Linked DNA regions of Homo sapiens: region 2 is linked to region 1. The links are chromatin loops, found by intact Hi-C in ENCODE. Cell type or tissue: PC-3. All regions are shown on one strand. Links, peaks and the distances in the headings refer to the core of each region. The heading gives the core; the rest is flanking DNA.

Region 1 (11,008 bases), core at 1,580-9,579:
GGGATTTTGCCATGTTGCCCAGGCTGTTCTCGAACTCCTGAGCTCAAGTGATCCTCCTGCCTTGGCCTCCTCTTTGCACACTGGCGTTATTCTCTCTCTTCCACCGAGGACTTCTCTGAGAGGAGCGGTATATAGTGGCTGATGATCTTAGCTAAGTGACTGCAGTGCAAAGAGAGAGTTTCCTTCTTCAAGCATTGCAAAAATATTTCAGAAAGAACTCAGACGGGCTCTTTTGGTTCTCAGTGTACCCCTTGAACAGATCATTGCTACAAGGAGGTGGGGTGCTGCTACTGGGGTGGAGGGACATGATGAGTGCCCAGAAGAAGGGACAAAAACTTCCTGGATAGTCAAATACAACAACTACACAGTTTCATTTTGAAAGTCCATTTGTGAAATCAATTTAAATCGACTATTGCTTACCCTGGGGTCATGCTATGCTGTCCAGCATTTTCCCTGATAGGCCTTCCTAACTTATTTGTGTTTCTATTCTCTAAAGAATCTTTAAGGCTTTTATACCAAAGGGGCTCTGATGGCATCTGGTAAGTGTAAATGTTTCTCCTCAGCACTGCGCTCCTGCTTAATGAAACAGTCACCAAAGAAAGGGTGCATTCAGGTCAAGTGCGCTGGCTTACGCCTGTAATCCCAGCACTTTGGAAGGCTGAGTTGGGTGGATCAACTGAGGTCAGGAGTTCGAGACCAGCCTGGCCAACAGGGTGAAACCCCGTCTCTAAAAAAATTCAAAAATTAGCCAGGTGTGGTGGCAGGCGCCTGTAATCCCAGCTATTTGGGAGGCTGAGGCAAGAGAATTGCTTGAACCTGAGAGCTGGAGGTTGCAGTGAGCCGAGAATATGCCACTGCATTCTAGCCTTGGTGACAGAGTGAGACTCTGTCTCAAAAAAAAAAAAAAAAAAATGCATCCCTCCTGCATATCCCATAATTTTCCCTTCTTAAATAAATGTATTTTCAAGTCCTTTGTGATAAGTACAGTACTTTTTCCATCCTTGTGATAGTTCACTGGTATAGGATCAAAATGGGCATCGGAATTAGGTGAGGAAATAGCCCATTGCTGAGTTGGACCATTTATTCCACTCTCTCTACACAGTCTTAATTTTTTTTTTTTTTTTTTTTTTTTTTTTTTAGTGGTGGTGGGGAACACTTCAAACTTACAAAAAATTTTCAGTACACTACAAAGAACATTTTTATTCCTGAAATCACTTGAAAGTAAGTTGCCAGAATGATGTTTCCTCATTGCCAAATATTTTAGTGTGTATTTCTCACAAACAAGGCATTCTCTTACATAACCACATTCTAACCATCCAAATCAGAACACTAATATTTATTTATCACTGTGATCTAATCCTCAGACCCCATTAAAGTTTTGCCACTTGCCCAAATAAATATTCTTTATTGCAAAAGGATCCAATCTAGAATGATGCCTTGTACTCAATCATCATGTTCCTTCAGTTTCCACTAACCTGCAAGAGTTCCTTCGTTGCTTGGTGACTTTCACGACTCTTTTGAAGCCCAGTTAAGTTCCTCAGTTTCGGTTTGGGTGATGTTTCTTCATGGTTATATTCAGGTTAGGCATGGTTGGCAGGGATTTCATGAAAGGGGTGCTATGTTCTTTTCATGGTATCCTATCAGGTGGCACCAAACCTGGTGATGTTCACTTTCATCATTTGATGAAGGTAATTGACATGATGTATCCTGGACCTCATCAAACTTTTAATTTGCTCATGTATTTTTATTTTTATTGGTATAGACTTCAATTTCATATTTTATTCAATGGGTTATAATCCATCACTATCATGATTTATTTCTATCCTTAAGTTGTTCCACACCTGGCCCATGGGAGCCCTTATGAGCAAGTTTCCAGGTCCTTATGACACAATTCCATCATTCTTTGGGTACATCCTTACTTTCTGGCACAGTAGAGATGTTCCAGACTTATCTTATATTTTTCCTCCCCCATCCCTGGAATCAATCACTTCTCCGAGGATGCTTGATTCCTTTTAGTGAAGAACAGTCTTTGGAAACCAACCGTCTAGGGACATTAAGTATGCTTGTTGCTATTGGAGTGTCATTGCTCCTGGACCTTCTCAGTGGACACAGCTAGGAAATGTATGTGTTTATATGTGTGTGTTAAATATCAATTTCTTTATCTATTATAGGTACTATTAAAAATGAGTTCCCACCAATATCTCCACCTTCAGTTTTCCCACTAGGAGCCATGATGAGAAACCTGGCTCCTGGTTTTTTCTATGTGTTTACTTATTTGATCAACCCTCCTGTGCATAACAAGCCTCACATCCCCATGGCTGACTGCCTTTCCCCTGCTTCCCATGAAAGCCTTTGTCATCCTGTGCCAGCTGCTGGAGCTCCCCACAACTCAAATGGTGGCCCCATTGATTTTAGGCCAGCTTAGAAAAACACAGTGGAAAATTTTTGCATCATTTGATTATCAAGTCATGATTGCAGTTTGTTGGGGTTGGAATGTGACTATTAAATAATACCAGATCAGCCAGGTGTGGTGGCTCATGCCTGTATTCCCAGCACTTTGGGAGGTCGAGGTGGGTGGATCACTTGAGGTCAGGAGTTCGAGACCAGCCTGGCCAACATGGTGAAATACTGTTTGTACTAAAAATACAAAAATTAGCTAGGCGTGGTGGTGCATGCCTGTAGACCCAGCTACTTGGGAGGCTGAGGCAGGAGAATGGCTTGAACCCAGGAGGCAGAGGTTAACAGTGAGCTGAGATTGTGCCATCACACTCCAGCCTGGGCGAGAGTGATACTCCATCTCAAAAAACAAAAAACAAACAAACAAAAAAACCAGATCACATTTTAAAAATGACACCTACCAGAATATCAATATCTGAATAAGCCAGAATTAGCACTGTTGGGAGGGTATATAATCATTCCATCAAAGTTGCATTTACTCAAACAGGTTGGACACCTCCTTCTAGATCTGTTTTTAGAACCACTTTCCAAGCCCAATCCAGAAACCCAGCCTTGCTTCTTTTCCATTGTAGTCCTAGTTAAAAGCAACCAGAGCTGCATAAATCTCTGTGGGAAAATTATTTTTATTACAATGATTTATGTATATGCTTATCTTCCCCTCTAGTCTGTGAGACCCTAAGATCCAAGGCTAACTTCATATTGTACAGCATCCAACAGAATAGTTGTTGAATTATTCAATGAATGAATCTTGTCTTTGATTCAATTTTCTCCAGCTTATATGCCAGAGTTAGTCCCAAATGACTCAGCTGTTCCCAAAAATGAAATTCGCCCTCAAAGTATGAATATTTACCACAATTGAGAAGAGTCAAAAATATATGTCTCATGCACGGAATGCAATATCAAAAGAGGAATTTTCACAGAGTTTTGAGCAGTCTCAAGATCACAGAATATGGATATCATATCCAAAGTATCTATTTAGAAAGTGATGACATGCTTTTGTTGTATCTATGTGTTGTGCTGTTAAGAAATCGCTTTCATTACTTTATGGTCAGCCATATTTTATATGCATTATAAATTATGTGCTTATTACAAAATCACAGCCACCAGAACCGTCTCTCTATGCTTTACAGTTCACCTGTGAAGATTTATGTTCTGAGTTAGCTGAGACATCATAGAATTCTCTTCTTACCAGGAAAGGATCATAATACATGCTGTTCAAAGCAATAGCGTAAGACTTATTGATATACAGTATCTATACTCCGCCCCTCTCTGAGGATTCTATATTGGTCATTGTTCAAGGCTTCTAGTGATTTTCTTTTATTATATGAAAAAGGAGAGTTCAATGTAGGACAGAGGTGGAGCTACCTTGGGTGGTGGGGCAGAGTACAAAGAACAAATAATGATCTTATATGTCTGTGCACGTCCTTCCTCCAAATGTTTCTATAACTGCGATCTTTTGAAAATTAACAGCCTTGGCCATCTCAAAGGAGGAAAAATAAATAAAGGAATATGCAGCTCAATCTGTGTGTTTACGGGGCAGATAGGTGAAGATGAGAACCATAGATCTTATTGAGAGGGAAGCTGCCCACTTTTGTCCTTCTATTTGGGTGAGAAGTTGTTGAGCCTCCCTATGTTTATACTGGGAGCCCTATTTTTATAAAGCCCTCTGAAGGCTGTGTGGTGTTGCCAACTTGGAGAAAAGGTTGAAGCTCCAGTCCTGGATCCACAAATTCTGTGTGCCCACTCTTGAGCAAGTTACTTAAGCCCTGTGAGCCTGAGTTTTCTCACTTCCAAAACAAGGTCCTCACACAGGTGTGCTGGGAGGTTTAGATGAAAGCACCTGCCAAATAAATCACAGAAATGAGAGCCTACCAAAGATTTGTGCTCCCTGCATTTTATCTTGTATTTTTTTAAAATCTCAAGATGGTGGTACTACTGCCTCTTCACCTCCTCATTTTCTTTCTTTTTCTGGTCTTGCCCTGTTATCCCCTCCACCAGGATGCACCCAGGACACTTTCCCAGATTTGCCATGTCCCATGGGAGGCTCTGGCTATAGTTAATAGAGAAGGTTTCCGAGAGAGAGAGGCTGAGACAGACACCTGGAAGGAAAGGTTGGATATCTCCTTTGGAGGAAAAGCTAGGGAAAGTCCTAAGAGGAGGGCATTTGCTGTGCCATTTGTCATTTAGATCTGGAGGTGGTAGAAATACAGACATTCTGATGTTTCTATAAAGGCTGTCAGGGCTTAATGAAGTTCTTCATGGGGCAGGAGCCGCACGTGCTTATTAAGGTTGGATCAGTGGATACACTCATCCCCTGGATCTGGGAGCAAACTGGAATCAACAGTGCCACCAAGTGGCAGCCAGCTAATAAGCAAGTTGAAACACTAAGACTGCAACTTCTAGTGCTTTGCCCAAATATCTCTGTCTCTTACTCTTTTTCTTTCTAAAAATAAGATCAAGTATATTTTCCTAGGGTGGATATAGAGAGAATGATCTTGTAGACATACCTTCTTCTGGCATGTTGTAGAGCTTGGATACATGATTTTTCTTTATTAAACAATCAAAACCTTTAAAGTCCCACTCAAATGAGCAGGTCATAGGAGTAGATACCTCTGCATACGTGTATACAGGTCATTTATAAAAACTGAGGGATGGGGGCTGTGTGTGTTGGGATTCAAGAAGATTTCCAAAGTGTATTAACCAGGAGTGAAACTCAGGATGACAAATACTGTACACGATGGCAAACAGCATAGACAACATACACGACTCTATTTAGGAGAGGAAACCATTTATATTATTACAGTCTGTAACCTTTTTGTTTTTTATTTAGAGTATTTCTTTTTCTGATCATAAAAGTGTTCGTTGTAATAATTTGAAAGGCTTATTACTTTAAAAAGAATACATTCTACTGGCTGTTAAACACCTTGTAAATAACACAAAATACCAAGATTTTTAGGATACAGAAAAATCCATTTCATTCTGGTCCATTTGTTTGTCATTAGAAAGAGTCTATTTTGTACTCATGCTGCTGTGTTCATTTTAGGACTAATTTGAGGTAAGCTTCCAGCTTTGATTGTTGCTTTCCCCATTATTTTTATTTTCGATCCCCCATAGAATGCATTTCCATCTTCCAATCTCCTCCTCCCGTCCATTCTGCACACAACCCAGCTTTCAGAATAATCTGGTATTGAGAGTCAATCCGTGCTCTGGAAGGTGTCTCAGTGTCCCTGTGACAGCCAGCTCTGCAGTATCCATCGGACTTGATATGGTGGCTCTTGTAGTGTTGCTTTTCTAAGAGCTAAAGTACTTTCTCGTGGTCATGAATAGTGTGGGAAGCCCATAGCTCGGGCTGTTGAAAGGTCTATCAGTTCTGCTGTGCCTGACAATGTTGACCCCAGGGTAGAGAGATTTCCTCCCACTTCCTAGGTGTGTGGGAGGTAGGGGCAAGTGCTAGGGGATTTATGAATGAGATGGAAGGGAGGACAGAAAATGAAGAAGGGAAAAAGATATCAGGAACCAACAGACCATCAGCTGAATTCTAACTACAAAAATGACAAATAACAAAAGCAATTTATTTATTTATTTATTTATTTTTATTTTTATTTTTTTTGAGATGAAGTCTTGCTCTGTCGCCCAGGCTGGAGTGCAGTGGTGCCATCTCGGCTCACTGCAAGCTCCACCTCCCAGGTTCACGCCATTCTCCTGCCTCAGCCTCCCGAGTAGCTGGGACTACAGGCACCTGCCACCATGCCTGGCTAATTTTTTGTACTTTTAGTAGAGATGGGGTTTCACCATGTTGTTAGCCAGGATGGTCTCTATCTCCTGACCTTGTGACCCACCCGCTTCAGCCTTCCAAAGTGCTGGGATTACAGGCGTGAGCCACTGCGCCCGGCCAGCAAAAGCAATTTAAAATGTACCTTGCTCCATAATAAATATAAGGGAGTGAGGAACAAAGCTTTTCTTCCCCCAATTCCTTTGATTTTTTATTTTTTTTGAAGAAAAGTAGATTAAGCATGAGTTTTAAGTACTGTTCAGAATAAAAACCAAGATAGACCCCAATAACTTACCTTAATTTTGAGTATAATATTATATTGTAGGTCATTTCTGGACTTGGGTGGCTATTTTTAAACATATTTTTAAATTGTGGTAAGATATACGTAACATAAAGGTTACCATTTTAACAATTTTTAAGTGGACAGTTCAGTGGCAGTATGTATATTCACATTTTTGTGCAAATGTATGTTTCTAGAACTTTTTCGTCTTCCCCAACTGAAACTCCACATCCATGAAACACTAACCCCCCATTTCCCCCTCCGTCATCTTACTTTCTGTCTCTGGCCATTTGTCTATCTTCTTTGGAGAAATATCCATTCAAGTCCTTTGCCTAGTTTCTGTCTCTATGAATTTGACTACTCTAGGGCCAAATATAAGTGGGCTCATATAAGTATTTGTCCTTTTGTGACTGGCTGATTTCAATTATAATGTCCTCAAGTTTCATCCATGTTGTAGTATGCATCAGAATTTCTTTCCTTTTTAAGGTTGAATAGTAGCTGATCATATGTGTATATCACATTCTGTTTTCTGATTCATTCATTGATGGACACGTGGGTTGCTTCTGCCTTTTATCTGTTGTGGTCAACGCTGCTATGACCATGGATGTATAAATATTTGCTTGAGTTCCCACTTTAGTTTTTTTTTGGTTATATGCCCACAAGTAGAATTGTTGGGTTGTGTGGTAATTCTTTTTTTTTTTTTTTTTTTTTTTTTTTTTTGAAACTGAGTCTCTCTCTGTTGCCCAGACTGGAGTGCAGTGGCACGATCTCGGCTCACTGCAACCTCTGCCTCTCAGGTTCAAGCGATTCTCCTGCCTCAGCCTTCTGAGTAGCTGGGATTACAGGTGTGCACCACCATGCCTGGCTAATTTTTTTGTATTTTTAGTAGAGATGGGGTTTTGCCATGTTGGCCAAGCCAGTCTTGAACCCCTAATCTCAGGTGATCCACCCTCCTCGGCCTCCTAAAGTGCTGGGATTACAGGTGTAAGCCACCGTGCCTGGTTGGTAATTCTATGTTTAATTTTTTGAGGAATTGCTATACAGTTTTTTTTGTAATAGCTGTACCATTTTACATTACCGCTGATAATGCATAAAAGTTCCAATTTCTCCACATCCTCACCAAGACCCTGTTATTTTCCTCCTGTTTTAAAATCATGACCATCGTAATGTGTGTGCAGTCGTATCTCATTGTGGTTTTGATTTGCATTTCCCTAATGATTCTTGATGTAGAACATCTTTCATACGTGCTTCTTGGTCATTTGTCTATTTTCTTTGAAGAAATATCTGTTCAAATCCTCTGCCCTTTTTTAAATGGGGTTGTTCGTTATTTTGTTGTTGAGTTGTAGTTTTTTATATTCTGGATACCAATCCCTTATTAGATATGTGATTTGCAAGTATTTTCTGAGAGTAGTTAAATTCAAGTGGACTGACGATTTAAATGGTTGATGCCCTAGCTTGAGAAAATCAAGCATCCTGTGATATGACTGCAATTGTTGAAGCTAAGAGTTGAGGAAAATGAGGGCCTCCCTCTAGACAGATCATCCACGCTGCAGACCGGTGGCCAACCTCTCACTTTTGGGCAACTGCATCGTGCTTCTGGAAGGATTTGGCTCAGCAAGGACAAAGCAACCCCTGTCACCTCACTGTGGCAGGTTGGTGATGTGAAATCATTGCTATCAGGTGTAGCATCACAGCCAAGGTCACTGCCAGAGAGCCAGGTAATCAAATAGTGGTGGAGCCCCTCTTAGGTCGTGTTGTTTCAGGATACTGAAGAGGAAAAATAAGCTCTTCATTTACAGCTTCTCCCATTATCAGCAAGTGACCCTCTCAGTCCGTCTCCAGCCATTTTAAAGAAGCAAAGAAACTACTGGGCTTTTGGGAGGATTTGCCCTCAGCGTTTTAAATGTTGGCTTGCTGGGCCGTTCTTGGGTTTGTAGCACAAAATATTACCATTGTGTTTCCACCGTGGGTTTGCCATTCTTGTTTCAGAAGAGAAATATTTCTTTCATCTACTTTCTTCTTTCTGGTTATTGTTCTTCTTTTTAAAAAAATAATTCTGGGCTGGGTGTCGTGGCTCACACCTGCAATCTTAGCACTTTGGGAGGCCAAGGCAAGTGGATCGCTTGAGCTCAGGAGTTTGAGACCAGCTTGGGCAACATGGTGAAACCCCCACCTCTACTAAAAATACAAAAAATTAGCTGGGCATGGTGGTACATGCCTGTAGTTCCAGCTACTCGGGTGGCTGATGTGGGAGGATGGCTTGAGCTCAGGAGTTCAAAGCTGCAGTGAGGTGAGATCTCGCCACTGTACTCCAGCCTGGGCAACAGAGTGAGACCCTGTCTCAACAACAACAACAACAACAACAACAAAAATATATATATCTATATGGCCAGGTGCAGTGGCTCACGCCTATAATCCCAGCACTTTGGGAGGCCGAGGCAGGCGGATCATGAGGTCAGGAGATCAAGATCATCCTGGCTAACACAGTGAAACCCCGTCTCTACTGAAAGTACAAAAAAATTAGCCGAGCTTGGTGGTGTGCACCTGCAGTCCCAGCTACTAGGGAGGCTGAGGCAGGAGAATCGCTTGAACCCAGGAGGAAGAGGTTGCAGTGAGCCAAGATCACCACTGCACTCCAGCCTGGGCAACAGAGCGAGACTCTGACTCAAAAAAAAAAAAAAGAAAAAAATTCAGAAAGAAGTTCAATGAGGAGCAGCATTTTACAAGAGATGTACAATATAATCATCTCTCATTTGACAGCATCCTCTGTGAAGTGGATGATATTAGTTTCTAGGAATCCCATAGAAGCCAATGGCAGGATTTCTGCCTGTGATGAACTTTCAGCCTCCTGAAGCCTAGATCTAAAGAGACTTAAAGATGTGTAGAGTAAACATATGGGTAGGCACAAGCAGATACAGTTAAAATGATAGAAGTTCATGCTGAGGCACATGGACCGACATGGTACTTAGGCCTAGGGTGGGGAGAGGTCCTGAAAGGGTGAGGATTTGAAACAGAATTTTGAAAGAAGGGAATAATGTGGCTTGGCATAAAAGCAAAATGATAACTATAGTAGGTATTTCTTTTTTTTTTGAGACGGAGTCTCACTCTGTCGCCCAGGCTGGAGTGCAGTGGCATGATCTCGGCTCACTGCAACCTCCACCTCCCGGATTCACGCCATCCTCCTGCCTCAGCCTCCTGAGTAGCTGGGACTACAGGCACCCGCCACCACGTCCGGCTAATTTTTTTGTATTTTTAGTAGAGACGGGGTTTCACCGTGTTAGCCAGGATGGTCTTGATCTCCTGACCTCGTGATCTGCCCATCTTGGCCTCCCAAAGTGCTGGGATTACAGGCGTGAGCCACCGCCCCTGGCTATAGTAGGCATTTCATAGCATTCATCTCCTCTCTCTTCCTTTTAGCCATGTATGTTAACAGGTTGCCTAGAAATACATTAGGTATGAGATTTGTTTTTCTTTGGGAGTAGGGAGCAGTGGGGAAAAGAAAGCAGTAATATGATTGAAATAAAGACTTTTTTTTTTTTTTTTTTTTGACGACAGAGTCTTGCTCTGTCACCCAGGCTAGAGTGTACTGGTGCATTCTAGGCTCACTGCAACCTCCACCTCCCAGGTTCAAGTGATTATCCTGTCTTGGCCTCCTGAGTAGCTCGGATTACAAGTGCGTGCCACCAAGCCTGCCTAATTTTTGTGTTTTTAGTAGAGATGGGGTTTCACCACGTTGGCCAGGTTGGTCTTGAACTCCTGACCTCAAGTGATCCACCTGCCTTGGCCTCCCAAAGTGCTGGGATTACAGGCATGAGCCACCGTGTCTGGCTTTTTTTTTTTTTGAGACAGGGTCTCACTCTGTTGCCCAGGCTGGAGTGCAGTGGTGCAATCATGGCTCACTGTAGCCTCAAACTCCTGGGCTCAACCGATCCCCCTGCTTCAGCCTCCTAAAGTGCTGGGATTACAGATGTGAACTACTGCGCCCTGATGAATGAAGACATTTTTCCAGGGTTGGGGAGTACACACTTCTTGAGTGGTCCTAGCAGGCCTTCTCAAACACTGGTCCCTCTTTGTAGGCCATGCAACCTGTCCCATCCTCTGTCCCAGCACAGAGTTGGCACTGGTGGAGCCCTGTGCTGTGGCTGCTTCTCTCTCTCTCCCTTTTTCTTTTTCTGAGACAGAGTCATAGTCTATTGCCCAGGCTGTTGTACAGTGGCATGATCTCGACTCACTGCAACCTCCACCTCCTGGGTTTAAGCAATTCTCATGCCTCAGCCTCCCAAGTAGCTAGGATTGCAGGTGCCTGCCACCACGCCTGGCTAACTTTTGTATTTTTAGTAGAGACGGAGTTTTATCATGTTGGCCATGCTGGTCTCGAACTCCTAACCTCAAGTTATCCACCGGCCTCAGCCTCCCAAAGTACTGGGATTACAGCCATGAGCCACTGCACCTGGCTGGCTTCTCTCTTGACTCACTGAGTCTGTCACTTGAATAGAGAT
Region 2 (11,008 bases), core at 2,038-10,037, 220 kb after region 1:
GGGTTAAACTCCTGGTTCTGTTGCTTGCCAGCAGAGTGATCTTGGACAAATTGCTTCATTTCTCTATTTTTGTTTCCTCATTTGTAAAATAGGGATGACAGCAACAGTATTTACTTCTCAGGGCTGCTGTGAAGGTTAAATGAGTTACTGTGAGTAAAACACTTAAAATGGTGCCTGGCCCATAGAAACATGACATAATTTCATAGGAATAATTTTACTTTAGGTATTCAAAATAGTTTTCTGTTCTACATTTTTAGATGAATTCATGCACAGAGTGGAGAAGGAATATGAACACTGTCTGTGAGATTCTGGCCTTAAATTCATTCCATCACAATCCTATTTGAGAGCCCTTAGAAGAAAGTTTTGACATTTGAGCTTTATTTTCACATTTCAAATTCAATCCACAAAAATTCCCCCATGTGATCCTTACTTGGACTTGAAAGCAGATTTTTTTCCTTCAATCTCAAATTATTTAGCAACTGAGTGATCAGATTCTTAAGCAGATTTTAATTTTTAACTTACATTATAGCTATCGTATTCATTTTTTCATGTCATATAAGATTTTATAAGCTGTATAAAACTCACAAGAAAAGGGGAAAGCTGGGAAAATAAATAATAGGAATTCTGGGATGAACTCAGTGTATTCCATTTGTATTTTCAGGTATATCAATTATAACAGAAATTTGGGCAGCAAGTTTAGTTTCTTATTTTCACTGACAGCATTAAAGTTTTTAGTTTGCTCCTAAACTAATGATAAAGGCACATAAATACATAGAAGGCAAATGATTTAGGGATTTAATAACAGGGAGATGAGAATGGATAGAATGCAGGGAGAAAAAGAGCACCACAGCACCAGAAGCATTGTAACAGAGAAGGCAATGACAAGGCAATGGTCAAAGTATGTGGAGATAAGACCTGTCTGATGAAAGGATGGGAACAGAGAGTGAATGGGCAGGATTCTCACCTTTTATCTGTAAATTGAACTCTGTGGGATTTTACCCAGGAAAGGTAGTGGGAACACATACCAAACCCTTCTTATATTAACTTCTACAATAGCTTTGCTCCCGTAGTTGTAAACTTTCCCTTTTTAAAATTTGCAATATACATACAATTATGGCCAGGTTATTTTAAAAAGTCATTAAAAAACTAAAACAAAAATCTCCTATGCGAAGATGAAGGGATTGGTGCATATGTATCTCAGATTTAAGTACAGTAACTGTTGAAGTCATTGACTTTAAAAATTCTAAGAGTAGTTTATTAATTAATATATCCATAGATCATCTTGTTACTTGGAATTTGTCTATATGATGAATAGATTCCTTGTTCAGTTTTATAACCTCAAGGAAAAGCTATGTATTTATAATAATTAGCATTGTTTTAAAATTGCATTAATACATTGATAAGAATGGGTTTTAAACCTAAAAATCACATTATAAATTGCCATGAAAATTTAGTAGTAAGCAGTGGCCTTAAATTGCAAGGGGTATTAATTGGTTTGGGGAATTTACCATTCTCCCATCCTGGCAAGCACTCCCTCCTCCAACCTCATCACACCCAAGTATCAGCTCAAATATCATGTTCCTGACTCGCCAATTTAAATATTGCTCTCCTCCCCTTTATTCTCTCCTCTTCTTTACAGTTCTTAATACGATTTGTAGTAGTTGCATAATATATACGTGTATGTGTGTGTTTTCGAAATCCATTTCACTTCCCACAAGGCAGGCTCCATGGAGACAGGGCTCATATGCCTTTGATCCACTATTATGGGAAAACAGATTAGGCTGCCAATAGGTGTATGGAGCCTGGTTAAACCAATATTCTCTGGATCATTAACATTTGGTGCAAAGTCAGTAAGACGTTATTTTGCAAGGAAAATAAGAGCAGAGATATTGTGTTGTGTAAAATTAAGACTTAAAGATATTATTGATTTTATGATGAGTTCTATGTAAAAATCTGTCCTGTCTTCCTTGACAGCTTTTAGTTTGATTTCATCCAAGATTGCTGGGGATTGATATCTATAGATACGTAGTATTGTGTTATTTGCTTACTTTTCATTTTCAATGATAATTAAGGTACACTTATCAAGCTATTTCTTTGCTAAAATGTGTTTATGTGGCTATGGTGAAACACCTTCATTCAGGGTCTGCTTTTTTGTGCCTTTGCTGGCTTTTTGCGATTCTGAGTCACAGATGATGTCAGTGTAAAGTTTTGGGTTTGCGTGTTAGACTTCACACATACCCAGGTGCAGTTATGAGGATCTGGATCCTCATATGAGGATATGCAGATGTAACTTCTCATTTCTTTATATGAGAAGTTGTGCAGTTATGGGGAGCTACAATGCCGTCACTGTAGCTTAACAGTATCCGTGTTTTCTCCAAGTGTGAGCCTCTGAAAATCCTGCTGTCTCTTATAATTCTTTAAAAAACATCTAGGAGTTTGATCCTATATACCTATACAGTATTTTTTCAAAAGGTGTTATTTCCCTGATGTGATTATTATGCACTGCATGCCTGTATCAAAACATATAATGTACCCCATAAATATAATACATACACCTACTGTGTACCCACAGAGATTAAAAATAAAAAAAATTAATAAAAAAAGGTGATAAATATTGGGACCACTAGGCACACTAGTCATAATGTAAATAAAGCCAGTCATATGGAGTAACTTCATTTGTTTCCAGAATAATTATGTAGGTATAAGGAGTAACATTGTGTCTTAAAACCATGGCAAAGTCACTCCAATACCTGTTCCTCCCTTTCTCAAATGATCTTAAAACTGAAAGGGTTATGCCTTGTTCCATGGTTGGATAACAAGTTATAGTCAAGGAAAAGCATTTCCTGGATCTCTCAGAAGATGCAAACCTGCATGAGGAGGTAGACACACAGATGTATGAACTCTAGATTGAAAATACAATAGAATGTTGAGTGTGTCTGTGTAGTTGGCGAGTGAACAAGTCCGAAGGTGAGTGATGTGACTCACTGCAACCATTTGGTGATCTTAGTTCATTTTACCTGCATTCCTTACAGAAAGAGCGAGGTTAGAAACAATTGGGTGTCAGTGTCTGGTCCGTGCATTTTTTTATATAATGTAGTTATGTTACTATTGTGGTTCATTAATGAGGGAAACTTGTGTTTTTGTTCCTTAGGCATCTTGAATCAAATCACTCACTGTACTGAACGTTCAAACAAGATAAATTTCACAATACAATGCTTATTATTACATTTAATATAAATATATGAATAACAGATTGATTATTGTTTCTTAGAAATGCATAGATGGTCCCTGACTTCTAGTGGTTCAGTTTAAGACTGTTTAACCTTACCATGGCGTGGAAGTGATACACATTTAGTAGAAACCATACTTCAAGTACCCATATAATGATTCTGCCTTTCACTTTCATTACAGTATTCAACAAATTATATGAGATGTTCAACGTGTGTAAAACAGGCTTGTTATTAGATGATTTTGCCTAGCTATAGGCTAAGGGAGTTGTTCTGAGCATGTTTAAGGTAGGCCAGGCGAAGCTGTGATGTTTGGTAGGTTAGGGGTATATGGTGCATTTTTAACTTACATTTTTAACTTACGGTGGGTTTACTGAGATGCAACCCCATCATAAGTTGAGGAAGGGGTGTCTGTAACATTTACTTGGGAGAGCATATGCAAGGTTTAATAACAAAGGAATTTATCAGTATCATTTTCAAATACTCTAGTGTAATTATGCTGGAAACCTCAGAGTTTGCAAAAACAGTATGATGGGCTCTGTGTGTGCAAAGATCATATAACCTACTTTTACCATTTAGCTAATACAGTGTTAATGAATCTGGCTGAGTCAGAAGTGTCATTCCAGCGGAAGGCTGTTGAAGAGTCCACCATCTTTGTTCAGTGAATATCCTTTAGGCACTACAAACTTAGGAGAGACAGAACCAGTGACGAAAATATGGTAAAAGTATAGCAGAAGGGTGAAGAGGGCAATAAGACTGTGGCTGGGCGCGGTGGCTCACGCCTGTAATCCCAGCACTTTGGGAGGCCAAGGTGGGTCAGGAGATGAAGGTCAGGAGATCGAGACCATCCTGGCTAACATGGTGAAACCCTGTCTCTGCTAAAAATACAAAAAATTAGCTGAGCGTGGTGGCGAGCACCTGTAGTCCCAGCTGCTTGGGAGGCTGAGGCAGGAGAATGGCGTGAACCTGGGAGGTGGAGCTTGCAGTGAGCTGAGATCGTGCCACTGCACTCCAGCCTGGGTGATAGAGTGAGACTCTAAGACTATATATTTAAGGGACGACCAGGCAGAGTGAATCATTGCTTTTGTGCCACCTACTGTATAAAGTACTGAAGGAAATCTAAATTTATTTCATTTGTAATTTTGTTATTGATTTCAAGACACAAAATAATAAAAAAAGTCAGTTTTTCTTTTTTTAAAGAGTTCTTGCTGATTACTTAAAATCAGTTTGTAAGGTATTGAGAATATCAGAAATTTTTTATTATCAAATGGAACCAGAACAGAAAATATTCCCTGTAAACCATCTCAAAATATTTACCAAATGCTGTATTCCCACCAAGATTTTCTCTAGCTCTCTCTAATAGGTTCCAAACATGTGTCCCTGAAGGAGACCATCACCCTATGCATGCCTAAAATATTTGATGAGAGTCATCCCAAATTGCTTTTTAATAAAGTCTTCTGCAAAGCAGAGCCTTTAGATGTATGAATAAAGGTGCATTATCAGAATGTTGTTAGAAAACCAAACATGGTAATAATTATAACATCAGAAAAATATTATGAGAGAACAAAACAGCTTACTTTGACCTGTGAAATCAATACACCCTTTCCTGGCTACAGTAAGTTAAAGGGGGTATGACATGTGAATAGCTAGGTTTTTTTTTTTTTTTTTTTTCTTTTTGTAGTGAACTTGTGTTTATATTCTAATTAGTTATGACATGCATTCTCATATTTCTCTATACATGGAGAAAAATATAGTCCTACCAAATAAGTTGATAATCCCTTTTTGGTTGTTTTAAGAGTGCTTTAAAAGGAGACAAACAATTTAGAGAGAGTATTGGAGATGGTTTTCCTGCTGAATTTAGTGGAATTAAAGCAGAGAAAGTTTTACATTGACATTAAGTTGACCCAGGACATTTCAGAAAATGTAATTCCTAAAACTAAATTTTTGAGCAAATGAAGTATAGGAAATGATGAGAAAAACTGTGGTACACGTCATGCTCTTTATTTGGAATAATTCCCTTAGGAAAAATATTTAAATTCTGGGGCCTAGAATCTATTTTCTAAATGTGTTAGACCTTAAGACATTTGTGGTCTAGGTTTCTAACTGATCATAGATTATAGAAATGCAGAAATGAAAACTGACATTTAAAAATGTTGGTATTTTAGTGCATAATTCTCATTAATAGGATTTGAGTTCATGCCTAATTGCATTTGTGATCAATGTAGAAGCAGAGTTTTTTTTATTAAAGATAAAAACTTTTGTGCCTAATTAAGCTTTATAGAAGGCGATGGATACCAGGAATTTACACTTGGCAACATTCATTTTTAAGGTAGCTTTTATTTTATCTACGTGAAAATCATATGTGTTACTTTTAAATGTAAAGTTACATGTACTATTTCTCTTTTATGACAGATTAAATACAAAGAAAAATTTGATAATGAAATGAAGGATAAGAAACATCATTACAATCCTCTTGAAAGTGCTTCTTTTAGGCAGAATCAGCTTGCTGCTACACTGGCGAGCAATGTAAGTTGTAATTCATAGAAAATTATTTTCAAAATCTTTTGATTCTTGTTTTTTTTAGAATCGACTGTGTTGTAATTACTGATACTTAGCTTCCAAGTAATTTGTAGTTGAACTGAAGCATATTTTTCTAAAGCTTTTTCTGAGAAAAATATATTATTGTAATTAATTTTTAATGGTTACTGATTACTAATTAGTTAATAAGTAGGAATAGTGTTGCAAATGAAGTTATTATATCTGTTCAAGAGTGGAAATAGATTATAGAATTTTGCAGAGAAGTGGTCTGTATTAACACAAATTAGTGGTTAGGACAGTAGTTACCTCATGTAATTATGGCTATGAAATTGAGTTTATTGTAAAGTACTGCCTGGTACATGGTAATTTATCATATAAAGAAATTTTTAGAAATTTTACTGTAATGCCTCACAATTTATTTTTTATCCCTTGTGAAAATGCTGTGAAGTACTTCCTTATGTGATTTGTTTTCATTCTGTGTTTTTAAAAATCATCAAAATTCATTTTACAAGAAATGATGTTTTAAATTCTTGTTAGAATTAGAGTATAAAAACAGCAACATCAAAAAATTGATTACTTTGCTATAGTTGAAAATATTTAGATTTCCTTCTCAAGTATAAAAATTATGTATTATTGATCTGTTGCTTTCTTAGAAATAGAGATGAAATATACTTAAAGGAACATGGAACATAGTGCTGAAAGCTAAAGGTTTGGAGTCAGATTGCTTGGATCTAAATCCTGTTTTATCAAGTATTACTATGTCTTTGTCTTTCTATGCCTCAGTTTTCTTATCTATAAAATGGGGCTACTTAAAGTACCTACTTAATAAAGAGGTTATTGTGGAGATTCAATACTTAATACATATAAAGGAATTTAGAAAAGTGGCACATAGTAAGTGTGTGATATGCTTGCTATCAATGGTTTATTATTACTGGTATTATATTTTCAAAAAGTTGCTTTAAAAAAGCCTGTGGTGATAGGATGGGAAACATCAAAATCCTCAGATCTCCACAAAGCATAGTTGAAATACTGTAGTAATTTCTAAAGAATAAAGTGGCTATTCTCTTTATTTTTTGAAAGCAGAGTTACTGTGAAAATTACTTTATTCTATTGACATTACCCTTCCTGAATATGTGAACAACAAAAGGAATTATCCAAGTATTCTCAAGCCCATATAGAAATAACTTTTTAAAATTCATTCAGTAGTAAATCAGCACCATCTAGTGGCTCCTTGTAAATTCGTCTGTCCATTTACCACTAAATAGTCCTACTTTATGATGTATGAAAAATGCAATAATGCAAAAGCATAATATTTTCTTCTCCTCGATGGTATTTTGTTCCATGTTATTTTCATAGGTGAAGTACAAGAAAGACATTCAAAATATGCATGATCCAGTTTCAGATCTCCCAAATTTGTTGTTTTTAGACCATGTTTTGAAAGCCAGCAAAATGCTCAGCGGCGTAAGTGGTTCATCTAGCGGCAACCGTAGTTGCCTTGTGGCTCCAAGAAGCCAATATGTCTGCAGCGTTCATGTGCTCACCTGCTTCCTTAGAAGGCCTGTGCCTCACTCCTCCCTCGTTAACTAACTCATTGAAAAACAGTCCTCTGCTTGCAGAAATCCCACCAGAGCTGTCACTTTGCAAAGGAGGTTCTTGCTTGCTCTCCAGTATCTCCTGCATACAACTATACTTCAAAGTGTCTGCACAGTGGCCTTTCCATCATTCTTCTTTCCCTTACTTCATCTGTGTTAGATTAAAGCCACTTGAAGTTCAGGCTCTCAAGTCAGGGATATTTTACTTTATGCAGGCCAGACCAGAGTGTCTTGTATTTAGTACGCCTTCAGTAGCATGAAAAATTGTCTTAGTCTAAACTGTATTTTCTCTGCAAATAATTCCTAACAGCATTTATACTGCATTGACACATCGCTTTTAGTCTTGTCATGGTTTCCATGTTCTCGGTCAAGGCAACCAGAAGAGAAAGGTGAGTTCTTCATGTCTTGATGAAAATATCTGGGTGCACTGCCCACGTGGTCAGTCCTGCAGGACTCTCACTACGCTGAATGCTGTTTCAACCCATAGCACATCAGGACCCTGACTTCGCTAGCTCTCGTAACTGACAGCCCTAAGACACATTTGGCTCCATTTTGTACATCTCATGGTGGCAATGAGCTCTTATTTGACCATAAGTTATTTCCATACCTATTTTAATAATCACTTTCTCACTCACTTGCTCAAAATTAATCATAATTTATTGAATATCTGCTTTGGGCCAGGCATAGATTAGATGCAGAAATATATGTTGGGGAAGACATGAGAAAAAATGAAGATAGTTGTCTTCAGTTGATGGGCCTAGACTTAGAAATCTATAGGCAAAACTTAGTTTCCAGACAGTTAAATAAGGAGATACAGCTTCAGGTCAATTTTAGAAATAATCTATACTTGGCTTCAGTGTTTTGAAATGTATGTTTATTATTTTGTAAGCCTCCTTTCTGGAATATCACTGCCACTGTCTTCCTTCCTTAATGGTATTATGCATGCAAATAATTCATACAGAGTTTTTAAAAGTTTATTTTTTTCTGGCTGGGCATGGTGTTTCATGCCTGTAATCCCAGCACTGTGGGAGGCGGGTGGATCACCTGAGGTCAGAAGTTCAAGGCTAGCCTGGCCAACATGGTGAAACCTCGTCTCTACTAAAAATACAAAAATTAGCTAGGCGTGGTGGTGGGCATCTATAATCCCAGCTACTCAGGAGACTGAGGCAGGAGAATCATTTAAACTTGGGAGGTTGCTGTGAGCTGAGATGGCACCAATGTGCTCCAGCCTAGGCAAGAGTGAGACTCTGTCTAAAAAATAAATAAATACATAGAATAAAATAAAATAAAAATAAATTTATTTATTTTTTTAATCATTGGTCCTTGGATGAAAAGCAGTACATTAATGTTCCCAGGCTATTGAACAGGGAATGGAGGTTAGAGGAATATCTGGAGGGCCCAGAATTGGCAGTCAGTTCCAGGACACTTACATCATGCTGGCTTGCACTTCAGTCTTCATTCCCACACCTCTTTTTACATTCCTCTATTCCTTGAGTGTCTCTATTTCTGTCTTTTTTCTCCACGACTCATAGATATGCTTCTAAAATTGATATATTTCTATTCCCTGAGCCCCCTGCTTTCTTCACATTCATTCTTTGGCATCCAGTTTTCATCATGGCAGTGGCATTTGCCCTTGACCTTTCTCTAGCCATACTTAAATTCAATTTCCTAGGGACATGGGGATTCATGTGTAAATAAGCCAATAAAAATATCATGGTGGTAATTTCAACATTTGGTGGCTGGAAGAAAGCGTGCCACTCCTATGCAATATTGCTTTTCAAGAACGTTGACCTTTATTTTATAATAACAGAGAAAAAAATCGCAGTCTAATATAAATTGTTTCTATCATCTCTTCAACAGAGAAAACACAGCAAAGTCATACGTTACTTATTTCATGTATCATATATAAAGTTTAGATCTTCATTTAGGTGGTGCTTTTGCCTAGAGGACAGATTTCTTTTTCCCCATAGACAAATTGTGATTGACTACTTCCTGGGAGAGAAAGACTTAAAAATGTGTTCCTTTTGAAGTGTCTCCTTACAAAGTTGTGTACATTGTATAAAGCTGTATACATTTGCTCAACTTTATTGTATATTAGAATGGCCTCCTTTATCTAGCATTTGTGAAGAAACAAAGAATAGCCTACTTTAACATTTTAATGTAAAAAATTGGAGTTGTGTTGATTTATAAATTAAAAGATTGAATAAGATTGCTCAATAAGAGATATTCTGCCAAAATTATCCATTTGTCACAGTAGCTATTGTTTTAAAGACCCCTAGATGTCTTTAGCAACATCAGAGTTACTTTTATTTTAACCCAAACTCTAAAGAGTGATATGAGTGCCTTAATTACTGTGTAAAATCATTCTAATTAAAGTTTTGGAAAACATTTTCCCCTGGAAAATGGACCTCTGGTAGTGTTGAGTTTCTTTCACAACTTTACATAAATTAAGAAATATATATTTTGTGTTACTCCGTGTATCTCCCACTAGGAGGTAGCAGAGACTGTTATATAAGGAAAGACACGCATTCGAAGTTCTTTTGCAGATCTTAATTCAATTAAGTTTTCCTTCGTTTTTTTTTTGTTTTGTTTTGTTTTCTTAAATAGGAGTTTCTGAAATTCTTTGTAACTAAAATCGATAATTGTGTTGGGAACAATATTTACTGAATTTTTCAGTATATATTCATTATTTTACATATATTTATATGTATTTGTTGTGGATTTTAACTCAGTAATGGACTATGTTGTAGCTTGTTACATTCATGATTATTTTATAAATACATATTACAAGATAACTTCTAATCAAATTATAAAGTCTGTATTATTATCTTTCTTTCCAGATTTTAACTGGTTAAAAAAAAAACACTTTTTTTTTTTTTTTAAGACGGACTCTCGCTCTGTCTCCAGGATGGAGTGCAGTGGCACGATCTCAGCTCACTGCAACCTCCGCTCCCAGGTTCAAGCGATTCTCCTGCCTCAGCCTCCTGAGTAGCTGGGACTACTACTACTAGGTGCACCCCACCACTCCCAGCTAATTTCGTATTTGTAGTAGAGATAGAGTTTGACCATGTTGGCCAGGGATGGTCTAGATCTCTTGACCTCATGATCCGCCTGTCTCTGCCTCCCAGAGTGCTGGGATTACAGGTGTGAGCCACCGCGCCTAGCCAAAAAAAGGCTTTTTTAAAAAAACATTAGAGGAGCCAAAATTTATAACTTGTTTCCTTCCATCACGATGTACTCTGTGGGCTAGGTGCAGTAGCTCCTGTCTGTAATTCCAGCATTTTGGGAGGCCAAGGCAGGAGGATGGCTTGAGGCCAGGAGTTTGAGACCAGCGTGGGCAGCGTAGTGGGACCCTAGCTCCACAAAAAATAAAGAAATTAGCTAGGCATGGTGACATGCACCTATAGCCCCAGCTACTTGGGAGGCTAAGATGGGAAGATTGCTTGAGCCCAGGAGGTCAAGGCTGCAGTGAGCCATGATCCCTCCACTGCACTCCAGCCTGGGTGACAGAGCAAGACCCTGTCCAAAAAAAAAAAAAAAAAAAAAAGTACTATATGAACATTTTCATGTCCTTCCTGGGGGGTGCTTTCCTCCCTGATTTTATTCTGGTTAGGTTTGGGGGAACATATATTGCAGCTCCCTAATTGAGTG

Evidence for each region. Peaks named below come from ENCODE experiments on the same cell type or tissue, not always from the same donor. Only the 100,000 strongest peaks of a DNase experiment are listed, where the experiment ranks them.
Region 2: a loop joins it to region 1, with 10 times the contacts of the local background. A loop is called at or near these places in 13 of 110 quality-filtered maps.

The regions. Positions count from the first base shown.
Region 1 is chr10:21,072,666-21,083,673 of GRCh38, reverse strand. It overlaps a transcript of NEBL not described here. Among named protein-coding and RNA genes, the nearest start is that of NEBL-AS1, 96 kb to the left of the region's middle. In PC-3, for the core only: a CTCF peak has its summit at 4,807 (motif pointing left); a DNase peak (open chromatin) is centred at 4,773.
Region 2 is chr10:20,854,458-20,865,465 of GRCh38, reverse strand. NEBL (nebulette) reads left to right here. Exons shown (of 28, transcript NM_006393.3): 8 at 5,640-5,753; 9 at 7,122-7,226. It overlaps LOC102725112 (a long non-coding RNA gene), which reads right to left. Exons shown (of 6, transcript XR_007062082.1): 3 at 1-126. Among named protein-coding and RNA genes, the nearest start is that of NEBL, 37 kb to the left of the region's middle. In PC-3, for the core only: CTCF peaks have their summits at 6,975 (motif pointing left) and 9,836 (motif pointing right); no DNase peak of the experiment used is centred there.